2 separate regions of the Homo sapiens genome follow, and region 1 is linked to region 2. A link is a loop called in an ENCODE intact Hi-C map of the cell type or tissue named here. Cell type or tissue: GM12878. All regions are shown on one strand. Links, peaks and the distances in the headings refer to the core of each region. The heading gives the core; the rest is flanking DNA.

Region 1 (11,391 bases), core at 1,894-9,893, 51 kb before region 2:
AGGCCATAGCGCCCAGGTGTTCAGTCAAACAGCAGTCTACATGTTGCAGTGACAGATTTTTTTTTTTTTTTTTTTTTGGTTGTCACAGTAGACTGTGAATAATGAAAATTATTTAATACTCTCTATAATGTAGTGGGCCTCATCCAAACAGTTGAAGGCCTAAAAGATTTTGGTTTCCCAAAGAAGCGGCAATTTTGCTTCAAGACTGCAACAAAGAAACACTGCCTAAGTTTCAGCCTGCAGAGTTTGGACTCAAGATGGTAGCATCAACTCTTGCCTGAGCTTCCAGTCTGCTAGCCTGCTCTACATATTTCAGACTTGTGAGCCCCACAATTGTGTGAGCCAATTAAAAAAAAACAAATCTCTTCCTCTCACTCTAAATATATCCTATTGCTTCTGTTTCTCTGGAGAACTTTGACTAATACCCCAGGAAAGGATGCTGCTGAGATCCCTGCTTTGTATAGGCTTTGGTGTATAGTAAATTGCAACTGCTACTGACAGAAGAATTTGAATATGTAGCCTGTATTTGTCAGCCTCCTCCTGTTAATCACAGGTACTGCTGACAGCTCTCCATAGATACATGTTCTGCATGCAGTGGCTAAAAGAGGCTGATGGGTGGGATCAACTGTATAGAACAAAGTTTGTCAGGAGAAATAATGAGATGCAGGTTTGAATGTAGTGGTAGATATGAGGGGAAAAAAGCACCAAAGGTTAGTAGGTAAGACGGAATTAATTGACTGGTTTGGAAGAGGGGAAGAATAAGTGCCAAGTAGATTGAGCCTTAGTACTGGATGAGTTTGCTGAGCCAATTAACTGCAAATCAATTTCTACTGTCCCAAGAAATTTCAGAAACGGTGATATGCCTGGGCTGCTGCAAAGAATCTACGGCTTGGGTAGTTCACAACTGAGTTGACCTGTCTTCCTCACTGTGCATTCCCTAGCTTTTCTCAAATGTAATCTGTATTTCTGAACAATGATGGCTCAGAGGTTGGACGGAAATTTTTATATTGCCACAGATAATCCCCTTATGAATAACTGAGTGTTGACTACACAAGTGACTTAACAGTTTAGCAATCATTTTCTAATTCTACTTTATGGTTTCTTTGCCTACTTTGGAAATAGGCACTGGTAAATTAAATTGGACATCCTCACTGTAAATAGAAAAGCTGAGGAAATATACACAGGCATGAAATATTCATGAGGATGCAATTCCCTAGAAATTTATAAGCAGTTCCCACTCCTATGTATTATAGAATTGAAATCTCAATTATACAAAGCCAGCTAATATAAGACAGGAAAATGACGCCAGGTAATCACAGTTACAGTAATAACACAGAAAGCATCACCATGAATATAAAACTTATGAGCCCTTGAAACCAATTTGCTTCCTGAATAGAAAATCAAAGTACAAAACATGACAGTATATGAATTGGAAAACTGTATTATAATAATATGAATACAAAAACCACTATTAGCTTAAGTATGTTCTCTCTATGCTGACCAATCCAAGCCTACCTACTTTTTGAAAGATCAAGGGTATTCGCATTCCTGGTACTTTCCTCTGATCTTGTTCTAATAGCGCTGTCAATGGAACGCAAAAAAGACCAGAATCTGCAAGAAAAAAAATGAAATTTCCTCACTTTTGTCAATCTATAAAATATTAATATAAAAATGTTAAAGCATAAGATTTCTGATACTGTCGATCAGACAACTATTTATTTAGCAACTACTAAGTGAATGACAGCATCTCAACATTATATATATGGTGGCCAATAGTAAAATCCTGGCCCTGCCTTATAGAGGAATGTAGCAAGGAAAGACAACTAAACAAATGATTGCAAATAATTACCAACATAATTAGAAAAGTGCAAACTGCTGCATAAGAGAAACAGAGGGCTGTGAGAGCATGCAAAATATCCAAATAATTTACTAAATGTAATCAAATTAAAAATTCTTACTTAAAAGCAAATATTGGCCAGGTGCAGTGGCTTATGTCTATAACCCCAGCACTTTGGGAAGCCAAGGTGGGAGGATTGCTTGAGCCCAGGAGTTCAAGACCAGCCTAAGCCTGGGCAACATAGCAAGACTTTATCTTTATGAAAAATAAAAAAAAATTAGGCAGGTATGATGGCAGGCTCCTATAGTCCCAGCTACTTGGGGGGCTGAGGTTGGAGGATAGCTTGAGCCTGGGAGGTTGAGGCTACGGTGAGCCGTCACTGCACCACTGCACTGTAGCCTCAGTGACAGAGCTGTCACCGTTTTTATCACCAAAAAAAGCAAATATCATTCATCTTTTCCATATTAAATAGACATTGAACACTTTACAATACAGCAAAATACAAATATTTGCTTTCTAAGAAATCAGACAAGATCATGATCTTGTTCTACAAATGTTTCTCTTTAGAAAATAGATACTTGCTACTCTTAAATTTAACTTTGTGATTGTATATACTTAGAAATAGCTCCAGAAAAAAATGATGGTAATAATTTACAATTTTTCTAAATTAAAATCATAGCCTTGAGTCTGGTATGAACATGGCTTCGACCAACACCTCCACCCTGCCCCCATCACTGAGTGGACGGTTAGCACCAAAGTGATAACTTTTTCCTTTATGACGTACATCAGCATGGAAATGAAAATCATCTGTGAACATGAAAAAGGGGATTATCTTGTGGTATGAGGACAGACATTGGATATTGTGACACTTAATCGAGATGCCATTCAAAAGAACGCCAGTAACCCAGTAAATAACTTTTCAGTTTGGGAATTCGGAAAAGATGCAATCTCAAGGATGCCAAGGGTCTAGGGTATAACATAAAATCAGTATCTTGGATAAGACAAACAGGTATTAAATAAAAATGGAAAGAAAGTCTATTAACAGTGATAGCCTTGATATAAACAACTTAACGTTTCTTTGCCAGGATGCAATTCTAAAACATAAGAATTAAAAAAAAAAACTCTTAGCCACTTTAAAAATCTTGGGCACTGAACCACAACTGTTTAAATTGTATTTCTATTTTACGTTTGGAGAAGGCTTTGTGTAAGCTAAAATACTCAAAGGAACTAAGCACAGAATGAGGTCTTCTGGGGCCCAGCATGACAGGACCAGAAGGGAAGGTACACTTCAGTCCTACAGAGTAATTGCCTCTAAAACCTAAATCAGGTGAATACTTGTCTTTGTGAATGTTACCACAGCAATTCAATAATCCTCATTCTTGGTTTCTCTTTAGGAGATACTTCTAAGGTTAAACAAGAGGACAAAGATTCCTAAGGTAAAGCCTTGTCAACAGAGAATTATGTGGATTTCAATACCAATAAATTACTGGAGAAACAAAAACTGAAGAGGTATCTGTTCTCTATTATATCATTAAAAATAAACTGTTTATTTAATGGGTAAAGCAAGGTACTTACAAAAAAAACAAAAAAAAAAAACCACTCCATATTTCCATGATGAGTACAATCTAGTGGTATTGTTTTGTCACAATGGTGGTATTTTCTTAATAGGGGAAAGAATGTCTTTGCAAAATAGGTAAAATTAGAATGTCCAGGAACAAAGGGGCAGACTACTAACTAGCCCATTTATTTGCTATCCAATGAATAACCAAAAGTAGTCACTTAGAATCAACTGTCTTAAAGTCATTTTTCAAGATCTGATTCTGGAAATAAATAAATATGTGTACCAAATATGTATCTTTTTAAATATATAGTTTTTAAAGGAGAAAGCAAATGAGTTAAGAGTCCTTGCTTCAGAATTTCCTTCTATGAGAATTAAATTCTTTGACTATGCCTTTATTCTCTATAGTCTAGGACACAGTGTATCTCTATCGTTATAAAACTTTTGAAGGCAACATCTTAGAATATAAACTTTAGATGTATTCAAGTGTTGGTTTATTTTGCAGGTGTTTTCCCTGTCTCCCAGAAATACTGCAAAAAAGCCAAGTCCATCCTTGCTATTTTAGAAATAAATCCAAGGGTTTATCATTTCATGATTACCTTTTGTTTTGATTTTCACAGCTTTTTGTTGTTTCAGCTCAATACCCAATACATCATAGAGGGCAGTCAGCTCAATTAGGGCTAAATGGCAAACTTTCTTCATGTCCTGGGGTGCGAGGTCACCAATCCTTGTGGTACCCGTTTTGTCTTTTGGCAATCTGAAACTCTAAAATAAACATCATTAATATAGTAAAAGCTTACAGTACCTAACCTCCATTGTAATGCAGGAAGGAAAAACCAACTACAGAAAGAAGTTATACTCAGAATAAGTGATAAGAAAAGCCACAGAATTTCTCCAGTCAGAATGAAGAGTGATCCTGTCATGATGACGACCCCTAAAGCTGTGGAGGGTTCGGGAGTCAACTTCCAAAGTCTGACAGACAACGGGAACAGACCGCAAACTCGGAGTATTAATACCAGTGGCTCAGAGGACAAGAGAGACAGTGAACCAGGAGAAAAAGACTTCTAGTTAAGTGACCTTCAGAAAAGGATGGCTAGAAGTCAAGCACAATCCATGAGGGGGAAGGGGAAGAAGAGGTGGGAAGGGAAGGGGAGAAGGAAGGGGAGAGAGAGGGGGAGGGGAGGGGGAAAAGAAAGAGGAGGGGGAAAGAAAGAAGGAGGGGGAGGGGAAAAGGGGAAGAAAAGGGGGAGGGGAGGACAGGGGGAGGGAAAAGGGGGAGGGAAAAGGGGGAGGGAAAGGGGGAGGGAAAGGGGGAGGGGAAAAGGGGGAGGTGAGGGAAAAAGAAGAGGAAAAAGGGGAGGAAAAGGGGGAGGGGAGGGAGGGGGAGGGGGAGGGGGAAACGGGGACAGTGAAGGGGAAGGGAAGGGGGAGGGAAAAGGAGATGAGAAGGGGAGAGAGAAAAGGAAGGGGAGTGGGCAAGGGGAGAGGGAAAAGGAAGGGGAGCAGGGAAGGGGAGAGGGAAAATGAAGGGGAGGGGACGGGAAGGGGATGGGGGAGGGGGAGGGGGAAACAGAGGAAGATGACATGAAGAAGACAAGTAGGGGGGAGAGAAAGAGGAATACTAGCCATGAGTGTATGCTTAGAACATGCCAGGTACCCTTCACATACACTTATGTATCTTTTAATTGTCACAAAAGCCAAGTAAGATTGGTCCAGAAAGGCTACAGCCCATTGGGGTAAGAGGGACACAGGGGAAACGAAGAGCATGGACTTCAGAGCTTACCAGTCACCTATCTACTTACTAGTTGTGTGACTTATGGCAATGGCTTAACCTTTACTTCTGTAAAATGGGAGATGGAGGGGGAGGGAAAGGAGGAGAAGGGCAACAAAAAGAAGAGGATGGGCCACTGAATTCAGAGGGCTATTGTGAGATTTAGTGCCCAGCACTGCCCAAGTGCTTTTATGTGGTTGCTACTGCAGGTTGAGTACACCTCATCCAAACTGCTTGAGACCAGAAGTGCTCTGGATTTCAGATTTTGAAATATTTGTATATACACAATGAGACATCTTGGGATGGGTCCCAAGTCTAAACACAAAATTCATTTATGTTTCATATACACATAGCCTGAAGGCAATTTTACAAAATATTTTAACTAATTTGAATGAAACTAATTTTGTGTTAAGTACTTATGTGTGGGATTTTTCACTTGTGGCATCATGCCAGTGCTCAAAAAGGTTCTGATTTTGGAACATTTAGGATTTTGGATTTTTGGATTAGGGATACTCAACTTGTATATTACTTTCACTGCTGAATAAAGTGGGACTAAGATGTTGCTTCATAATCACAAGCACATGGTGTGTTTTTCTGCCTTTCTCAAATATCATCTTTTAATATTAAACACATTAAACATCAGAAAGCAAACCACAAGATAAAAAGGCAAATTTCACTAGTGTGTACATTTAATACAAATTACAATTCCATTGTGTTTACCTATTACTAAAACTGATCATTCTCTTACAGTTTGGGTTTACCTTTGAATTTTTCATTTAATTCAATTGCTGATTAGCTGATTTTACTGCATCTATTTTATTCCCTTTGCTTTGGTACTTCTTGCGTCTTATCATTAACACTTCATCGTCTAAATGCTAGGGCAAAAGACATGTCCTAAAGCAGTAATTCTCAAAGTGTAGTCCAGGGACCATTGGGGGTATCCAATATCCTTCCAAAAAGTTCAGAACTATTTTAATAATTAGTAATGAGGCATTATTTTGCCTTTTACACTCTCATTCTCTCGTGAGTATAGTTTTCCAGATGTAAATGAGTGCTACTGCAACAGACTGAATGCAAACGTAAATATGATAATCCAGCTGACTTCAACTAAAGCCAGACATTACAGACTCACTAAAATTAAAACCATGATACACTTAATTTTCTTTAGAAAATATGGCTATTTTCCATTTTGAGAAAAAGATATTTATGTTAACTATAATATTGTTATATTAAATGGATTAATATTTTTTCAATTTCTCAATTTTATTTTCAGATATGGTAAGTGTCCATAGGTATAACCCACATAAACAGAAGGTTTTTGAGGCCCTTAATAATTTTTAAGTGTATGAAGGAGTTGTGAGATGAAAATGTTGGAGTCAGTCTCCTACAGCAACTCGTAAAACCTATGACTTTTAGTAAGTGAGAAACTAATTCCCTTTAAGCAAACTCAATTCAAAAGAGAGCCTTCAAGTCCACTGTAAGAGGAAAGGGGTCTTTCTTAACCGTTCGTAATGTGTTTTTTTTCCTAGGAGAACATCAAATAAACAGCAATGGACATCACTGAAGATGGGGCCTAAGCAAATTTCCAGCAGGGGGCAGGATGGCCTCCATGGGGCACTGCACAGGGCTCAAGAGAGTGGAGTCAGACTACAGGTGGCAAATGCTGTTTCCATCACTTACTATGTGACCTTTGGCAAACAATGTCCCCTTCTGTGCCTTAGCCTCCTCATCTGTAGAATGAGAACAACTGAACCTAACTTACAAGGTTGTGGCGAAGATCAAATGATAAATAGCACTCAAAAAGTATTACATATTATATTTTTTTCATGGAGCTTTTAAAATAATATCAACATTTCATGGTCTTCCTTTATTCTTATGTGTCATGGCAAGGTAAGAAAAAAATGATAATAATAATTATCTTATCGAAAAACAGTTCATTTAATCCTTCAAAAGTCCTAATAAGAATTATTACAGCATCTTCTAGGTGGGGAAACTGAGACTCAGTTAAGTGCCTTAAACATGGCCACAAAGCCAGTGATGTCATGAAGATGCAAATTCAGTTCTCCTAAATCGTAAGTTTTGTAACCATTCTGTTCTACTCCATTTTTCCCATCCACCAGAGTAGGCAGGGAGATATCTAGGTTGATAGGTGTTGATGTGGTACTGTGAGCCCCTCAAGGAGAGGAGCCACTTCTTAATCACTTCCGTAACGCTGTTGTACCACAGACCTGACACACTATGGGTGGTCTGTCATGGTCCACTAAATGAATGGAGACACACATCCTACAGGGAGGCGAGCATAGAATCAAACTCAATGAGGTGGAGGGCCATTGGCTTCGTGTTCCCCTGATTTTCTGTGATTTCTACTGAGTTTTCCTTTTTAAAAATCACACAAAACTGGTCACATTTTTCCCATGTTTGGTCCTATATTTCTGCTAATTGCTTCATTTTCTGAATGCTGAACCAACCATATTTACCTTTTTTTTAAGCCCTAAATGTTTCATTAAAATCAGTTGCTTTGGGTCTAATAAGTCAAACACATGTAATACAGCCGTTTAAAGCATTACCCAAGGTAAATGTTTACAGAATCCTGAAATATTATTAATTCAAACATTTGATTTACCTAGCGATATATGTCATGAGCTTATTTATTTATTTAAACATTGTGCTTAATGAAGGAGTTAGTTCTTTATCCCAATGTTTAATTCATAGCAGCAGCTTTAAATATTTATGAAGTTTCCTGTCGTTTTTTGTTTAGTTAATAGACTGAATGGTTCAGTTCATTGGCTAAGAGAAAGCAGTGAAATTTCAGCAAGAGAAAAGTTCTCTACCTCTTGAAAAATGTGTTTAAAGAAAATAAGACTGGGCATGGTGGCTCACACCTGTAATCCCAGCAATCTGGGAGACTGAGGCAGGTAGATCACCTAAGGTCAGGAGTTCGAGACCAGCCTGACCAACATGGTGAAACCCCATCTCTACTAAAAATACAAAAACTAGCCGGGCGTGGTGGCAGGTGCCTGTAATCCTAGTTACTCAGGAGGCTGAGGAAGGAGAATCACTTGAGCCCAGGAGGTGGATGTTGCAGTGAGCCGAGATCGCGCCATTGCACTCTAGCCTGGGCAACAAGAGTGAAACTCCATCTCAAAACAAAAAAAAAAAAAAAAAAAAAGGAAAAAGAAAAGAATAAAAATTTTCAAAAAAAAATGTAAGGTCATTGATTCCCTTGTGTTACCATAAATTAACTAGGTAGCTTTCCCTGGCGTGTTGCTCTTTTGTAGGATTTGCATGAGGGGCCCCTTAGGCATTTCATCACTAATAATAAACTTGACTTTTTTACTCATCAGATCACTCTAGCTTTGACTTGGAAAGCAAGAGAAAGGATTCAAAAGCTTAGTCATTAATGTCAAGCCTCAGCATGTCAAGTTACCTCTCTAACATGTTTCCATGTATGAAAAATAGGGGTGTCTACCTCCTAGAGGTCATCTAATAAATAATTACAGAGCATAATTTCTGAGATATAACATGTATACACTAAGTAGCTAAATTTTCAAACTAAAGCAAATTAAAGGTTATAAAACCTGATCTCCAAATTTAAGAGGAGAAATTTGAATCCACGATGAGAGATCATAAAGAATTGACAAAGGTTGCTCGATGCTGTGAGGAAAAGGAAGTGAATATGAAATGAGGTCAACAGAGAACAATGTATTACATAAAGCCTACTGCTTATTTACAGAAGTAGAGGAGCATGGAACAGAAATGGAACTTAAGGTTTTATCTACTTAGACACCTGCCTCAGAGTAGTGAATACAAATCTTACTTTTTCAACCATGGGAAAGACTTGTAGAAATTTAACAATGAGTCCATACCTTCTAGAAGACAAACGGACTAAAAAAGAGTTTCTATAGATGAGTATATGCATATTTGCATAAAAAAATACATGGACAGATTAACAATAATGTCTAAAGCATGCAACCTAAATCAAAGGTGATTTCATATATTTATTTGATCTAATATAAGTTCACGATCAGGAAAGACTGAACAGGAAAACTGATCTTGAGCTAGTCTCTGAAGAATAGATTAAAGTTTCCTTGGCAAATATGGAACAACAGAGGGGTAGAAATGGAGAGGTCATTTTAAACTTTGGGCACAACTTGAATATAATTAAGAAGGTAGGTGAAGGTAAATTAGTTAAACAGAGAAGAAAATGGCAGAGGGAGTTTTGTTTTGAAAGCTCTCAAGTGGAGATGAATTATATTTCATTCCACTGTTTGAGTCAACAACTTAAAAGCCAACAATGACTTCATTTTGTTTAATTAGATTCTACTGTCCTTCAATTTAAAACCTTTCCATATTTTGTGATGAAGACTGTCACTTTGAAAACATACTTATTGGCCAGGCACAGTGGCTCATACCTGTAATCCCAGCACTTTGGGAGGCTGAGGCAGGCGGATCACAAGGTCAGGAGTTCGAGACCAGCCTGGCCAACGTGGTGAAGCCCCGTCTCTACTAAAAATATAAAAAATTAGCCAGGCATGGTGGCATGTGCCTGCAATCCCTGCTACTCGGGAGGCTGAGGCAGGAGACTCACTTAAACCCAGGAGGTGGAGGTTGCAGTGAGCCAAGATGGTGCCTGGGTGACAGAGCGAGATTCCATCTCGAGAAAAACAAAAAACAAACACACACAAAAAACCATACTTTTCCTGAGGATAGTCTGGCAGAGTGGATCATCATTTTAGGCCACACTTGCATACTCTTTTACTTTTCCCATTAGGTATAAACACAGATTTTCAAAAATATACAAGAAGGCCAGGCACAGTGGCTCATGCCTGTAATCCTAGTGTTTTGGAAGGCTGAGGTGGGTGGATCACCTGAGGAGAGGAGTTCAAGACAAGCCTGGCCAAGATGGTGAAACCCCATCTCTACCAAAAATACAAAAATCAGCCGGGCGTGGTGGTGGGCACCTATAATCCCAGCTCTTTGGGAGGCTGAGGCAGGAGAATTGCTTGTATCCAGGAGGCGGAGGTTGCAGTGAGCTGAGATCACACCATTGCACTCCAGCCTGGGTGACAAGAGTGAAACTCCATTTCAAAAATATATATATATATGATATATATTTATATATAATATATATTATATATGATATATATTTATATAATATATATGATATATGATATATATTTATATAATATATATGATTGATATATATTTATATATAATATATATGATATATGATATATGATATATATTATATATTATATAGATATATATTATATATGATATATATTATATATTATATAGATATATATTATATATGATATATTATATATTATATATGATATATATTTATATGTAATATATATGATATATGATATATGATATATATTTATATGTAATATATATGATATATGATATATATTTATATGTAATATATATGATATATGATATATATTTATATGTAATATATATGATATATGATATATATTTATATGTAATATATATTATGTATATTTATATATATTATATATTATATATTTATACATATGTATTATATATTATATATAATATATATTATATATAATATATATTTTATATTATATATTATATATAATATATATTTTATATTATATATTATATATAATATATATTTTATATATCATATATATTATAACTATACATTATATATTATATATATTTATTATATATTATATATCATTATACATTATATATTATATATTTATATATTATATATTATTATATATTTATATATTATATATATTTATATTATATATTTATATATTATATATATTTATATTATATTATATATATTTATATATTATATATTTATATATTATATATTTATATATTATATATATTTATTATATATTTATATATTATATATTTATATATTATATATATTTATATATATAATATATATTTTTATATTATATATTATATATTTATATATTATATATTATACATTTATATATTATATATTATATTTATATATTATATATTATATATTTATATATTATATATTATATATTTATATATTATATATTATAGATATTTATATATTATATATTATATATTTATATATTATATATTTATATATTATATATATTTATATTATATATCAAATATATATCAAATATATATATCAAATATAGCTATCTATATATATACACACACACATATATATACACATATACACACACACACACACAC
Region 2 (11,391 bases), core at 2,170-10,169:
AAATGGGGGAAGGGGATAGCGGGCAGGGAGTTTCAGCCATGCAGATATCCGGGTATAGACTGTTCTAGGTGAATAGTTATTATTGAAAATTTGATGATGTGAGAAGCAGAACTCTGACAGAGCCTTTAGCACTTTTTAGAAGTGTGATAAGTTCCTTTCCTCCCACCTCTTCATTCCCCACTTTCCCTCTTCTATGCCTGTTTGTCTTTAGGATCTACTCTCTGCCTTTACATCAGCCCCAAACACAATACAGCAAAGTAGAACAAGGGTTTAATTCCACATTCTAACCAATGACAATCTACATCTGTCAAATCCTATTTTTAATAATCAAGTAAAAAGGCTGGTGCAGTGGCTCACGCCTGTAATCCCAGCACTTTGGGAGCCTGAGGCGGGTAGATCGCTTTGAGCTCACAAGTTCGAGACCAGCATGGGTAACATGATGAAACCCCATCTCTACTAAAAATACAAAAAAAAATTAGCCAGGTGTGGTGGTGCATGCCTGTAGTCACAGCTACTCAGGAGGCTGAGGTGGGAGGATGGCTTGAGCCCAGGAGGCAGTGGTTGCAATGAGCCAAGATCGTGCCACTGCCCTCCAGCCTGGGCAATAGAGCCAGATCCTGTCTCCAAAAAAATAAATAAATAAATAAAAAATAATCAAGTAAGAGAGCCAAGTCTTGCCTCCACTATGTTCTGCGAAAGAACCTTTCATAATAAAATGCTCTAAAATACAAACAGGTAGTTAATAACAACATAGAGCAGAGCAGAAGAGGTTAAGATCACAGTCTCCCTATCAGAAAAGCCTGGATCATATCCCAGCTTTGTTTGCTGCCTGCATGACCTTGATTAAATTGCTTAACCTCTCTGAACCTCGGTTTTTTCACCTGTGAATGAGAGACCAATAATGTTACCTCTTTTCAGAGTTCAGGAGAAACTTGAATGAGATACGTACATAAAACACATGCAATTTTCTTGGCACAGAGGAAAGTGCTCAATGATGTGCATCTCTTTCTATCAGGACTTTTAATTACAAGCTACAGAAATCAACTCTGATATCTTTGCCTGCTGCTAGTCTACTGGCAAAATAAATACATTAAAAATATAAATTAAAATAGAAAAAAATTAACTCTGATGAAACCAAGCAGAAGAGAATTTTATTAAAAGCTTACTAGGTGGCTCCCAGAATGTCCAAAAGCCAGGAATAATGCCTCAGATCACGCCATGGACTGATCCAGGAGCACCAGGGAGCAGCAGATGATGATGCTCACACCAGCAATGCCTGTAGCAATTGACACTGCCCTCTTTTTCTGTGGAAAAGAGGGTTATTCTGCCTCCCAGCAAAGCTCCGAAAGTAGAGAACTCCCCACACCAGAATGAGCGCTCAGATGCTGGGCAGCCAAAAGAACGGCAAGTGTCTAGCCACACCACTAATGCAATACAGTCCTCCTCCCTCCATATAATGGGGATTGGCTTCAGGGCTCCCTGTGGATACCAAGCCCTGTGGATGCTCAAGTCACTGAGTTGGCCCTCTGTTTCTGTGGGTTCTTATTCACAGGGCCAATGGTATACAGTATCCTCATCAAACCACCTTTGGAGCACCTACTAGTTGCTCATGCTACTTCCGTCACCAAGAATGCCCCTGGCCCTCTCCACACCGTTCAGCCACATCCTGGAGGCCCCCACTCTGGGATGCCTTCAACCTGACTCCAGGGCCTGCCTCCACCCTTCCCCAGCTACTTCTCTTGCAAAGTATCCTATTATAAACTGATTTACATCCTGACTATACCTGCACATACAGACACCAATGCTTCTTAGAAGTAGAGATCAAAAACAAGTGTATATACAGTTGTAAATACCACATCCTGGTTTACTAAACATTTCTGTGTATATCTCATCCCACAAATAAGGTTACAAGTCTTAGTTGATTGGGAACACCATTCTTTTCTCCTGTACCTGTTAAAAGCTATTTCCTATTCTTTGTTGATGCTTAATAGCACTTCCTTTAAATCTGGGATGAAGCATAGATTTTTTATACAGAGGGTCAAATGTCTAATTCATCTACAAATACTCCTTTGTTAAAAAAAAATTCAAAGTCTTATATGGAATGAGAAAAGTAATCAGTCAATATTGTTTCACAATATTGAAGCACTTACAAATTATAATACATTTTCATTTTATAAACTCATTTTTTTTAATCTAAAGGGAGTAAAAATATCTTCCCACTCTGGGAAGTAGGGGAACCTACACTGCCCCAATTTTACTAAGAAAAAAATATATTTTTTTTTCCCATGGAATAATATCCCCATCTTGTGGGCACTGTTGTTCAATGTTTTCAAAAATCTTAGCAACATTTTTAGAACAGTGACATCTCTTAATACTTCTCAGGGATAGATAGAATTGAACTACAACCCCTATTTGGCCCATAAGCCAAAAGTTCCCTGTATCTTTAATAAATGCTTTCTGCACAAAGCATTCAAAAATTTAATATAATCAAAATCTATAATGAGTCAGGCATCAACCAGGTCTATATCAAAAGAAAAATATATATGTGTGTGTGTGTGTGTGTGTGTGTGTGTGTGTGTGTTGTGTATGTGGATATATATGCATATATATCTTTAGATTCACGGGTACCTAAAGAGAATTCCTGCCGTGAAAGGATTCTCTACTCACATGAGTAATAAACTCATTCAGGAAACATATATTGAGATCCAAAGTGTCTAGTAAGGCATTGGCTATTCCCTTCAGGTCAGGATTTGCCAAGCAGAAGGCAATACATACATGGAGGGCAAGGAGAAACTGACAAGAAATTCACTGGTTCCCAGCAGGCTCTTGGCCAAGGACAGGAGTCTGATAATATCTGCCTGGGCTCTTGGCCAAGAGGAGGAAGGTTACTGAGCATTTAGAAATATGCATGCACAAAAGAATTGAAAATCAAGAAGGGAGAGGAGGGTTATGAAACAATGAAACAATGGAAAAGCAAGGGAAGAAAGCATCAGTGGTATCTTTTTCATCAAAGGAAAGGAAAGACATGCACATCTATCAAAAGGAAGTAAAATGGAAGTGAGGAAAGAGGCTGACAATAGTTTCCAACTCTTTCTCCCTCTGTATGTCAAATGCCCCTTGGATATGCAAGTAAATCTGCAACTTCAAGATACCATAGATATGTAAAGTTCCCTAGTCAGCTACCTGCCATCCATTTGGAATTATCGTGTAACAAGCTTATCTGGTCTTGTTTATATTAATTTCCCTCATTCAAATAGTTCTTCTCTAGAGATAATGTTTCCCAAGCCAGGACATGATATAAACCCACTATTTCTGGCCATATTTATTTCAGATGACCTTTTTCATTGAAGAAGGGTATCAGTGCATGGAGCACATGTGCAATATAAATACAGCATCCTCAACCCCTAGTCCCCAAACCATCAATTTACCCAAATAATCACACACACACACACACACACACACACACACACACACAGACACACACACCATTAAAAACAGTCTATGGACTCAGTACATTTCAACATCTCCAAAATCTCTTTTAAATCTTTCTAAACCATAAGTCAGTCCCAGGGCAGCCTGGTCCATCTGGTCCCGATTCTTCAGCCTGATGTTCAAGACTCTATGAGCTCTGCCCAGCTTTTCTCCATTCCTCGTCGGGTTCCTCTCCCACTTCTCCCTTCAAGTCCCCCACTATGGCCAAACAGTACCAGCTGCCGGAGCCCACCAGGCACTTTTCCTACCCCAGAAGCCTTGCCTGTACCGTCCCCTTCTGTCTGACACCCTCCACACTTCCCTAACGCCCACACTGCAGTGAACGTCCTCCACTCGATCTCTAAACGTCTACCATGTTGTGCACTGCTCTTCTCCAACACTCACTGAATGACTCCACAATTATGATGAGACCCCTTTAGTGATAGTCTGAGGCTGCAGGGAGAATTGCAGGTTTTGAAGTCCAACAACCTTGCTGCTGACTGGACACAGAACTCTGGGTATAATATCTAACCTCTTTGAACACTTGTTTCCTTATTTGTAAAATGAAAGAACAATACCTATCATCTTGCATGGCTGTTAAGAGGACTAGAAATATTCACATAAAGGGCCAAATAGGACTGCCTCAACTCCAGAGAAATAAAACAATTACGCGGTGTCTGTAGGACAGGCTGTGTGCTCAGTGAAAACAGAGCCAGGCACTACTCTCCTCTGTGGTCTCCGTACTCCAACTGCTGTGCTTGGCATCTAACACGCACTTTTTTTTTTTTTTCTTGAGACGGAGTCTCGCTCTCTCGCCCAGGCTGGAGTGCAATGGCGAGGTCACGGCTCACTGCAAGCTCCGCCTCCCGGGTTCACGCCATTCTCCTGCCTCAGCCTCCCGAGTAGCTGGGACTACAGGCGCCCGCCACCATGCCAGGCTAATTTTTTTGTATTTTTAGTAGAGACGGGGTTTCACCATGTTAGCCAGGATGGTCTCGATCTCCTGATCTTGTAATCCGCCCACCTCGGCTTCCCAAAGTGCTGGGATTACAGGCGTGAGCCACCGCGCCCGGCCCTAACATGCACTTTTTAAAGTCAGGAAAAATAGGCCAGGCGCGGTGGCTCATGCCTGTAATCCCAGCACTTTGGGAGGACAAGGCGGGCTGATCACCTGAGGTCGGGAGTTCAAGACCAGCCTGACCAACACGGAGAAACCCCGTCTCTATTAAAAATACAAAATTAGCTGGGCATGGTGGCACATGCTTGTAATCCCAGATACTTGGGAGGCTGAGGCAGGAGAATCGCTTGAACCCAGGAGGCGAAGTTTGCAGTGAGCCGAGATCATGCCACTGCACTCCAGCCTGGGGAACAAGAGTGAAACGTCTCAAAAAAAAAAATAAATAAATTCAGGAAAAATAACTAAAATAATATAGATCAAAATGTTAATGAAGCTATATTCAAGCAATGGTTTTATAGGCAATTTATTGTTTTATTTGTACTTTTCAGTATTGCCTTAATTTTCTAGAGTGAACAAATATTATAAAAGTTATGCTAAATATATTCACTATGACACCATAATTTTGGCACACTATAATCCCTGTTACACATTGCAAGTAGAAATTACATCAACTTTGTATCTATTTATCTCTTATACTTTGTATAATTTTTCTCCTCAGGCACTTATGCTTGCATAAAGCTACTTTGCTGGACTGAAATAAAGACAGTTTTTATTAAAATTCCCCTTAAATTCAACTCCAAAACACCTCCTCAGAATTTTATTTGTGACTACAGTGTGTGCTAATTTGGTTATCAGGTTCAAGCTTTCTCTGGTCTAAATTCAACTTTTTTAAAAAAGGAAATAAACCTAAGAGAGCTTACATTATCACTTCATGGATATCTCATTATTTTGACATTCCCACTTTCTTATATGGTAGGTGTCTACAGTCACCTGGAGTTTTAGTATTTTAAATATTCTTCAATATATTGTGCAAAGTTAACGAAGTGGAAGATGGAGAAATTCTCTATTTCAGAACTGAGTGGCAACAATGTGCCCATTAAAATGAAAAGGAAGATCACATATCACAGGTAACGTTTTTCCTGCATTCTGGTAGAGAATATTCACACCGAGGATGGAGGGTGGTACCCTCTCATAATTTAAAAGCAAAACAAACTGCCTGAAGAGAAGGCTACGTTGGTGGACAGTTAAATTATTTGAAAAGTCTCTTATACCACCTACTTCGCATCAAAAGGAGACTCATTCAGATTCACCAAAAGTATGTGAAGTCGTAACTCTTTTTTTTTTTTTTTTTACTGCCTCCCCCCACCAAGACTTTCTCAGCCTACTCCCCTCCTCTAGGAGCTGCCAAATCACAATGCTCTGCTCCCCTATTCTCACCTGCTGGCATCAGCAGGAACCCAGCTCCCCGTCAAGACCCCCTCAGGTTCCTCCCCTCCACACAGATCTCTACTTCCTCAGGCCTTCCTGGAGTCCCAAGAAGTAGCTGACTTTTACCCAATTCCCAATCTGATGTCAGTTTTTAACACTTCCCAGTACTAAGCCCTTCCCAAGATAGAAAACCTACCTCTTCAAATCATAACATTTGCAGTTACAGTATCTTAGAGATGTCAGGAGTTAGAAGCCATGGACACCCTCTAGTTCAGTGGCTGTCAACCTTAACACACTTGTCTTTAACCTAATACCTATTTTATAATCTTCACCTTTATGATTCTGAAGTAAAGTTCAAGTAATTTATCTATACATAATCCTGTGTGTATGCATATGCCCTTTATGATAATATTAAGGAGAAATAAAGGAAAATAATTTAAAATAGGTTTCTCAATATGTGCCTGGACACTAACAGACATAAAATGAAGTGGTCAACTGTTTATTATATTTACCTATAGAATGAGTTCACATTTGGAAAAAAATAAGATCAGAAAACATTCTGCATGAGAAATACAAAAATTAAAAGGATAAAGGGACACGTGTGTTCATCTTCACAAATGAAGATGTGAATTAGGGCCAGGCGCAGTGGCTTATGCCTATAACCTCAGTGCTTTGGGAGGCTAAAGTGGGAAGACTGCTTGAGCCTGGGGGTTCAAGATCAGCCTGGGCAACAAAGCAAGACCTCATCTCTATAAAAAAAAATTAAAAATTACCCAGGTGCAGTGATGTGAGCCTATAGTTCTATTAATAGCTACTCGGGAGGCTGAGGTGGGAGGATTGCTTGAGCCCAGGAGCTAGAGGCTACAGTGAGCTATGATCGTTTACCTGCACTCCAGCCTGGGTAAACAGAGTAAGACTCTGTCTCTAAAAATAAAAAATAAAAAACTTGAGTTAGATTAAGCAGAGGTGAGACTGACTTGTACATGACATCTTCTCAGGAATGCCAAATAGGTCATTCTAGACACCAGACAATTCTTTGTTTGGCAAGTCTGTCCTGAAATTGTAGAATGTCTAACACAGCTGGAACCTGCCCTGCAAATGATGGGACAACATAAAACACCCCCACAAATTCTCAAAATACCCTTTAGAGGGCACTACTGAGAAGTACTGATCTAGTTCACCCCATTTTGCCTCTGAGAACACAGAAGTTCGGAGAGGTTAAGTGATTACAACACTCACAGCAGGAACAGGTCACAAACCATGACAAAGTGGGTTCCAGAAACCAGTCTCATATCACCACCCACACGTACACGCGCACACACACACGCTTCCTCTCCCCTTTCTTCTACTCCTGGCTCAGATTTTTCATCTATGTCCTCTGCAATCATCGCCATTCAAATTTAACCGTCTGTGTCCCTCTGACCCCACCCATCCCAGGTTCTTCTGAATTGTGTGTGCCAACCTTACTCTCCACGGTACATCAAGTCTCACTAATGTGGCCACAACCTTGGCCTTAACTCAGATCACAAAGATCTCTAACTTAGCACAGCCTCCTCACTGTCTCTGGGACCTTCCAGTTCCATCCCTTTATGTCAGTTCCTTCCTTCCCACTCCCAACTCAGCACCCAAGAGAACTCATTCAGCATTGCTCCCTCAACATTACCCATTATGTGTAACATGGGTCTTGGTTGACACCCACTGTTGGCTTTTTCCTTAGTCCTTACTACACAGAAGTGTGACGTATATTAAGTTCCATATCTACACAGGCTTGCAATACTTCCTACTCACCAAACACAGTACGATTCTATTCAGTGTAGTTCTAGTTGTTTAAACATTTTTTTCCAATGGCTGTCCCCAGTATGCTGAGCTAATGCCTAATTCAATCAACCTATAGGAAACAACTTTGCTTTTATAATAATTAGGCAATAAATAATGAGGATGCTCCTTCCAATAATGTCTTTGTTCATGCTCTATGGCTAAGAAGAATGCCCTCTTTCTCAAAAAACATATTTCCTTCAAAATCTGGTTCTTGTTAATATCCTCAGTAAAGCTTTCAAGACCTTAGCACATATTAATCTCTGAATTCTCAACTTATTAACAACGACAGACTTTCAGAGAAGAAAGAAATCTACAGATTACCTAGTCAAGTCATTTTATTTTACAGATGGAGAAACTGGAACTCAGAGAAGGGAGCAAGCAGTCTCCAGTGATATAACCAGTTGTCTGCAGAGAAAGCTGAAACATGGGTCTCTCCACTTCCTGCCCAGTTTCTTTTGAATACACCAATGACTCATTTCATAGCATTTACAGACCTTTCAAAAGATCAGAATTGTTTTTCTTTAAAAATATGCTTCTGCATAAATTTTAGAAAGATAAGTCTATTATGCTTCACAATGTCCTTCATCTAGTGCTTAAAAATGGAAATATTTTTGTTTGCTACGTATTTTCATACTACATGGAAATTAATACAAATATCCAGTTCCTATTTCCCTTGTTAATTTCTTTCTCATTTTTTTTTCCCCAAGTCAAAAGCCATCTGCAGCTTGCTTCCCAGGACAAAATAGTCATGCCAAAAAAAAAAAAAAAGTCTTAAATAGAGTAGCCAAATCAATGTCCCAAATGAAGGTTAAGTTGTACAGCATTTTGGTTTCAAACCAGGTTTATTTTAAAAGTGTTTTTTCTCTTTATAGGAAGGATAGAGTAAAGGAAATCACATTTCTAAGTGTGCCTGCATGCCTTAACTATTAGTCAACAATGATTCATACATTTTTAAGCTCTTATCTGTCTCAATGAAACTTCTCAGATCTCAACTATTTATATGGTAAATGCCTTGAATGATCAGAATGATCAGATTCAATTATTTCTATTCTTTTCATGCACTTATTTTTACCATTTGCTTCTTAAATTAATGTACATCAGTTAACTCTTTTTAATGGTATCTGCAGAAAAGACCACAGTCAAAAATCCAAAATAACAACTCATTTCACCAACTTTGAAAATCTGATATTTCTATTCTTTTAGGTTATTTTATAATATATTTTAAATACAACTGCAATGCAGAAAAGGAAGTAGATATATTATCTCAAATCTTCTAAACTGAGTGACAAAATAGAGAAAGTTTCAAAAGTACTGGCTCAAATTTCACTGCCTTAATCTCTAGGCCCACAGAGTAATACATACACACACACATACACACACTCCTCCTCTTTGAAAAAGATAGAAACTGATTTGTTTTAAGCTTCTTCCCAACTCTACCTCTCCCCATCACTAAGGAAATATATTTTATTATAGTATTTTATAAACTGTCTTAAAATTTCAATTAACAATTTTTATCTACATGAAAAGTATTCATTAAAATTCTCATTATTATAACCACCTGGTATTGAAGAAACAAGTGTAAGATGTTAGCAAGGAAGGAGGCACACAGGAAGATTTGTAATACATGTCCACAACTTTAAAAAAGACACCATAGGCTGCCTGCCTGGTTCCATCATTAATTGTGAAATCTTGAATGTCACTTAATCTTTCTGGCCTCCTTCCTTCCTTGAAAACCAAGGGAGAATATGAACATGGTATCCGTTTAAACTTTAAAATTCTATGGTTCTAGGACACTACAAAAAATGTACTGAATTATTTTTCTGTGACACGACTGATTAAACAGCTTATATAAACAGTCAGCTCTCCACGTCCATGAGTTCCACATCTGTGGATTCAGCCAACCATGGATCAAAAATATTCAGGAAAAATAAATATCCCACAAAGTTCCAAAGAGCAAAACTTAAATGTGCTGTGCACTGAGTATTATGTTGAATCTATGCAAGTAAAGTGATGTATGGGTAGTGTATTAGGTATTATAAATAATCTAGAGATGATCTAAACTATACAGGAGGATGTGCATATGTTATACTACACCATTTTATATTGGGAACTTGAGCATCTGTGAATTTTGGTGTCCTCAGGGGTTCCTGGAATCAATCCCCCATGGATACCAAGTGAGGACTGTTTATGTTTAGTTAGCCCCTCAGCAGAGGCCCTCCCCAAGAGTTAAATTATAAATCCCTGATGTTTGTGACATCAGTTCGCTATCACATATTAAGTGTGGCCAACTGAATCTATGATTATTTCACAAATTTCATTTTTATAAGGTGTCGCCTCCATTCTTCATTTTAAAAATTTTGACAAAATTGCTAAAGAGCAAAACAGCCATGAGGGAACACAATAATAATGAAATGATACCAGCAGCTTACACTTACTGAGCTCTTACCATCTGCCAGCGACTCTTAAACATCTGCACAGGTATTTTTGCGTTTACTCCTTACAATCTTGCCATTCCAATGTGTCAGTTGAGAAACAGAAGGACAAGTGGTGAAATAACGTGGCCAATGTCACATTGTAAGTGGGAGATCTGGACTTAGACCCCAGGCAATCCACCTTCAGTTCACTCAGGTGGCTAACCCCCTCACCTGGGAGTCTCTAATTAAGAGGTTGAGTGGCGGGAGGCTGAGGCAGGAGAATGGCGGGAACCCGGGAGGCAGAGCTTGCAGTGAACCGAGACCGCGCCACTGCACTCCAGCCTGGGCAACAGAGCGAGACTCCATCTCAAAAAAAAAAAAAAAAAAGAGGTTGAGTGGCAATAGGTGGACGTTAGTTCAATCTCACACTGATGAGCTACATAACCCTAACACCCATTTTTCACATCTGCAAGGTGTGGGCGGGTGTTGGAGGAGCCTTCACATTCCATTATCTGGCAATGTCATCTGGAAAGCCCACAAAAGCATTTACCACAGACATCTAAAAAAGATGGATACTTCTCTCTGGAACATCTCTTGCAGCACAGCCACCTGCCTTTTCCCTGCTTAGTATAAATGGACCTAAGAGCAAGGAAACAGCTGGGTTCCCAGCCCTAAGACATTATGAGAGAGTATCTCAGAGGGAATAAGAAATAGAGACTTAATTGTTTTTCCTTGTTCCTAGAGATGCAGGTAATAAATTCCCCTCCATACGTCCCTATGTCTACCTGAGCTGTCAATCAAATAGCTACCATTTTTAGACCAATTCCTACACCAAGTTTAGCCAAGAGCCACTTCACTCCACCGTACTCCACCCCACCCTCCTCCATTCTTGTCCGCAATTGGAGGAGCAATTGAATCACATGTAAGGACTGATCAATAAGGGGCCACTGGGTCATTTTAAATGGCAGCTCTTATTTCTGCTCAATGTTTAAAACAGATCCACCCAAAAAACCTGGTTGGTGCCATTGCGGCCAGGCACTTGATCCATTATATCAAGTGTCAGACTCTGATTCTTTCCTGGCTATGTTCCAGAAGAGGCTACTGAATGGTAAGAAAGGTGGGAGAGAATGAGGAGAGCTGCTAACTGGCCAAGCTTCCTCACATCTTATGCAGTTGGTCAGTATTCCTTTAATAGATGGGAAAGTAGTAATCTGTAGCAAAAGTAGTCAATGTCTTCTAACGAGGGAAAGTGGTAAGGACTGTTATTTCTGCTTTCTAACCACCCACAAAGGTTAAATTACC

Evidence for each region. Hi-C counts contacts between places; a loop is a spot of excess contacts. Peaks named below come from ENCODE experiments on the same cell type or tissue, not always from the same donor. Only the 100,000 strongest peaks of a DNase experiment are listed, where the experiment ranks them.
Region 1: it touches region 2 in a loop (2.6-fold over the local background); 7 of 110 quality-filtered maps call a loop at or near these places.

What each region holds. Positions count from the first base shown.
Region 1 is chr6:129,614,693-129,626,083 of GRCh38, forward strand. It overlaps ARHGAP18 (Rho GTPase activating protein 18), which reads right to left. Exons shown (of 15, transcript NM_033515.3): 6 at 3,995-4,160; 7 at 1,520-1,611. Among named protein-coding and RNA genes, the nearest start is that of ARHGAP18, 90 kb to the right of the region's middle. RefSeq lists a silencer at 5,038-5,238. In GM12878, for the core only: a CTCF peak has its summit at 6,761 (motif pointing right); no DNase peak of the experiment used is centred there; H3K27ac peaks cover 1,199 bases.
Region 2 is chr6:129,664,926-129,676,316 of GRCh38, forward strand. The region is part of intron 1 of ARHGAP18 (Rho GTPase activating protein 18); the gene reads right to left. Among named protein-coding and RNA genes, the nearest start is that of ARHGAP18, 40 kb to the right of the region's middle. RefSeq lists a silencer at 8,007-8,146. In GM12878, for the core only: a CTCF peak has its summit at 7,000 (motif pointing right); DNase peaks (open chromatin) are centred at 7,086 and 8,116; H3K4me3 peaks cover 1,349 bases; H3K27ac peaks cover 4,028 bases.